Regions from separate parts of the Homo sapiens genome. Here region 2 is linked to region 1. A link is an interaction called in ENCODE POLR2A ChIA-PET data of the cell type or tissue named here. Cell type or tissue: IMR-90. All regions are shown on one strand.

Evidence for each region. Peaks named below come from ENCODE experiments on the same cell type or tissue, not always from the same donor. Only the 100,000 strongest peaks of a DNase experiment are listed, where the experiment ranks them.
Region 2: POLR2A ChIA-PET joins it to region 1 with 6 read pairs; 2 of 35 experiments call an interaction of 5 or more read pairs at or near these places.

Annotation. Positions count from the first base shown.
Region 1 is chr13:30,136,628-30,139,127 of GRCh38, reverse strand. No RefSeq gene overlaps it. Among named protein-coding and RNA genes, the nearest start is that of LINC00384, 15 kb to the left of the region's middle. In IMR-90, no CTCF peak of the experiment used is centred here; a DNase peak (open chromatin) is centred at 997.
Region 2 is chr13:30,519,332-30,521,831 of GRCh38, reverse strand. It overlaps a transcript of HMGB1 not described here. Among named protein-coding and RNA genes, the nearest start is that of HMGB1, 55 kb to the right of the region's middle. In IMR-90, no CTCF peak of the experiment used is centred here; a DNase peak (open chromatin) is centred at 1,081.

The sequences.
Region 1 (2,500 bases):
ACTTAAACACATTTACAAGAAAAAAACAAACAACCCCATCAAAAAGTGGGCAAAGGCTATGAACAGACACTTCTCAAAAGAAGACATTTATGCAGCCAATAAACATATGAAAAAAAGCTCATCATCACTGGTCATTAGAGAAATGCAAATCAAAACCACAATGAGATACCATCTCGCTCCAGTCAGAATGGCAATTATTAAAAAGTCAGGAAACAATGGGTGCTGGCAAGGCTCTGGAGAAATAGGAACGCTTTTACACTGTTGATGGGAGTGTAAATTAGTTCAACCATTGTGGAAGATGGTGTGGCGATTCCTCAAGGATCTAGAGCCCATGCCCCTTTGAATAACATGAGCAGCTCTGCAGGAGTGTGGGCCATCAGCCGCGGGCTTATCTGCCCAGCCCATGCACTTCCGCCCTCGCCTGCCACTGTTCTGTAGTCCTGTGAGTTCCCCTGCTCCTAAGAAACTGTGTTTGGGAATGTCACAGATTTCCTCCAGTAGGAAGATGCCACACTTGGCCTCTCTTGACTCGGAAATTCTTGTCTCCCTGAAGTTCTCAAGTCACTCCTAGAGCACCAAGCTTCAAGCTGGCTGTGCTTGGGACAGAGGTCAGGGCGAGCCCAGGCCAACACACCCCAAGTCTCACCTCCCTCCAGTACTCCCCCCACATTCACACAGACTTCATTTTGAAAAAATCTAAGCCTACAGAAAAGTTGAAAGAATGGCACAATGAATATATCCATTGTCTGGATTCATGAATTAACATTTTGCCACATTTGTTCTCTCTCTCCCTTTTCCCTCTTTTTACCCTCCCTCCTCTCTCCACAGAAATACCCCAAGAGGTTCACAGTGACACCTCACCCCATTATCGGTGACGCTAACTTTGATAGCAAGTAATGGCAGCTCAGTCTTCCAGGGGAATGACATCTTTTGCATTTGTAACTGATGAGAAATATGTGGAGTGTTGCTTTAAGGTCACGTGAATCTCCTGTTCCCCAGCACCCTTCAGCAATGCTTTTTGCATCTGATGATCCTGCCTGAGTCATTTATGATGTTGGTGGCTGCAAAATTCAATCCCTTTGCTTTGTTTTGGGCACCACTGTAGATTCGTGGATTTTTTTTTTTTTTTTGAGATGAAGTCTCGCTCTGTCGCCCAGGCTGGAATGCAGTGGCGCAATCTCGGCTCACTGCAACCTCCGCCTCCCAGGTTCAAGCAATTCTTCTGCCTCAGCCTCCTGAGTAGCTGGGATTACAGGCACCTGCCATCACGCCCAGCTAAATTTTGTATTTTTAGTAGAGATGGGGTTTTACCACGTTGGCCAGGCGGTAAACATCCATTTGTGGATGTTTTAAAGTTCAATGTCGTATCATCTATTAACCATCATCACCATTTTAATGGTCATATTGTCTCAAGTTTGGTCAGCAGCCCCTCCAGCTGGCTCTGATGAACTTCTGATGAGTCTCCCTCCATCTCAGCACTTCTCTACTCCCTGGAACAGCAAAATGCTCTATGCCCACCCATTAGTTTTCTTATCCCTAGCCTGGAATTGGCCATTTCTCTAAAAAGCCCTGACATCATGTGGTGGGGAATGTATTTAGAAAACAAAACATGTGTGTTAGTGTGTTTATTGCTATTGGGATGTCACTGCTTCTAGGATCTTCAGTACTTTTTAAAAAATTTTTAAGATGATAACAGCTGAAGCTTATTTCCCGGCTCTGTGCTAGGCTGTCCACAGGCAGCATTTTATTTCAGCCTCACACCAACCCCATGAGGTAGGTGCTGTTATTATCCTCATTCCACATTTGAGCAAACCAAGTTTAAAGAGTGCAGGAGACTCCTGAAATCAGGATCCAAGTCCGAATCCAGAATCCACTCTTCCAACCATAGCCTCCATCTTGAGGACCTGCGATCTGCCTGTCGTGGTGCAAACATTCTTTATCACTAATCTCACAATAATGCTGCCAAGAAATATGCTCCCATTATACAGATGGGGAAGCCTGAGAATCACAGAGGGCACATGCTCTGCCTGAGGTCATCAGCTGGCAGAGCCAGAGCCAGATCGTGAATTCCAGCCAGGGTCTCTGCTTCCCCTCCCCACCCACAGTCCTCACGTTGTGTCCTGCTTGGGTTCTGGGACCAGACTGTTTTGAGGAAAGGTGTCTGAGACGCACCCAAGGCACTCTTGGGCTCTGTCCCTGCCTTGCCAGCTTCTCCTCACCTCCTGGAACCATGGACGAGTTGAGATGAGAGAGAGGGCCAGGAGCAGCCGGCGAGGACACACAGCTGTGCTTGTGGATGGAGCTCTGGTTTCTCTGTGTGCTGGTGGCAGTGGTGGAATTTCCTCAGCTGAGAAGTGCAGACCTGGGAGCAGACATCAGCCACCACCCTGTGTGTGGCTGCTCTGTAGGCCTGAGGTGCCCAGATCAGAGTGGAGAGGACAGGCTTGCTGTGGATTGTGAGGTTGGAGCACAGGGTGCCAGAGGCAACAGACGTGGATTG
Region 2 (2,500 bases), 380 kb before region 1:
GTAGGATTGTAAAATGGTTCCTCTGCTTTGGAATACAAGGTGGCTGTTCTTCAAACAGGTAAATATTGACTTATCCTGTGATCCAGCAGTTCTACTTCTAGGGATATACCCAAGAGACGTGAAAACACGTATCTACACAAAATCTTGTACATGAATGCTTATAGCAGCATTATTCATAATAGCCAAAAGCAGAAACCACTCATGTGTCCATCAACTGATGAGTGAATAAATAAAATGTGATATATCCATGCAACTGATATTATTCAACAATAAAAGGATATGAAGGGCTCATATACTACAACATGGATGAACCTTGAAAACATTATGCTAAGGAAAGGAAGCCAGTCACAAAAGACCACATATTGCAATTCCACTTATACAAAATATCCAGAATAGGCAAATCTATAGAGATAAAAAGTAGATTAATGGTGGCCAGGGGCTTGGAGTCAGGGGAGGAATGGATACTAACTACTAATTGGTCCAGGATTTCTTTCTGGGGTAATGAAATTGTACTAAAATTGATTATCAGTACATTCTCAACATACTAAACTCCATTGAATTTTTCATTTTAAGTGGGTAGATTGTATGGTATGTGAATTTCATTTCAATAAAACCGTTCTGGGAAAAAATAAGGGCAACACAAAGGCCATTGATAATAATACTGGGTTTTCAGCAAATGACCAAATGGAACTGAACTCCAGCAAAGATCAGTTCTGGGCTTGATTAACCTCTTACCAACATGTCTGAAATTCAGGACACATAATGGAAGAGGTCTCACAATCTGCTTGCCAGGCCACAGTCGTCATGTCCATGAACATCAAAAGCACTAGTGTCCAAACTTAGAAAATGGGTATCAGTTGCCTGGAATAAAATCCCAGAAGGAAGAGTGAAGCGCTCCTTTCCTTCCTGGGAACCAAATGTTTATGGGAAAAGAGGTGGGGAGAATGATAAATCATCACGTGCTTGCCAATAATCTTCAAGCAGGAATCAAAAATAGGCAAGCAAAGAGCCCAGCCCCAAGAGCTTTTAGTACTGTTGGATTCTCTTAAGAAATGCTGCATCACCAGTGCCCTTGGTGGCACAGAGGACGATACTGAGTGAATAAGCAGTGAAGCAGACTCTGAGTCAAACAAGTGATTCACAAGGCTGAGATTCTGAATGAGAAGACAATTTGGGAATTTTATTTTATTTTATTTTATTTATTTATTTATTGAGACGGAGTCTCACTCTGTGGCCCAGGCTGAAGTGCAGTGGCCTGATCACAGCTCACTGCAACCTCCGCCTCCCAGGTTCAAGTGATTCTCGTGCCTCAGCCACCCAAGTAGCTGGGATTACAGGCATACGCCACCACACCTGACTAATTTTTGTATTTTTAGTGGAAACAGGGTTTCACCATGTTGGCCAGGCTGGTCCCAAACTCCTGGCCTCAAGTGAGCCGCCCGCCTCGGCCTCCCAATGTGCTGGGATTACAGGTGTGAGCCACTGCGCCCAGCCTATTTTTATTTTTTTTGAGACGGAGTCTCACCCTGTTGCCCAGGCTGGAGTGTAGTGGCCCGATCTTGGCTCACTGCAACCTCCACCTCCCAGGTTCAAGTGATTCTCGTGCCTCAGCCTCCAGAGTAGCTGGGATTACAGGCATGTGCCACGATGCCCAGCTAGTTTTTGTATTTTTAGTAGAGATGGGGTTTCACCGTGTTGGCCAGGCTGGTCTCGAACTCCTGAGCTCCAGTGATCCTCCTGCCTTGGCCTCCCAAAGTGCTGGGATTATGGGCATGAGCCACTGTGCCTGGCCAAGAAGACAATTTAGGGATATTTTAAATCCATTTATTTTGCCTATATTTTCCTTTTTATGTATGCAAAAGAGTGTTAAATATTTTAAAAATCTAAGTCTAAAAGAGCAATTTCAAAAAGTATAAAATGGTAAGTGATAAGGAAGCATCATCTCATAGTTTAGTTTAATTAAAGGAACATTTTTCCTTTCTAAGGACTGCATAATATAATGCTGCATCAATGGGCTTACATTTGATCATATTTAGTATTTATTATGAAAGATAGTTCTTGAGGGTGGCAGGAACTGTTTTCTAAGTTCAATGTGACATCTTTAGCTGCTATGTTGATTTTTTTTTTTTTAATTGATGGAGTCTTGCTTTGTCGCCCAGGCTGGAGTGCAGTGGTGCGATCTCAGCTCACTGCAAGCTCCGTCTCCTGGGTTCACGCCATTCTCCTGCCTCAGCCTCCCAAGTAGCTGGGACTACAGGCGCCCGCCACCACGCCTGGCTAATTTTTTTTTTTGTATTTTTAGTAGAGACAGGGTTTCACTGTGTTAGCCGGGATGGTCTCGATCTCCTGACCTCGTGATCCGCCCACCTTGGCCTCCCAAAGTGCTGGGATTACAGGCGTGAACCACCGCGCCCGGCCTTTTTACTTTTTTTTTTTTTTGAGACAGAGTGTCACTCTGTCACTCAGGCTAGAGTGCAGTGGTGTGATCTTGGCTCACTGC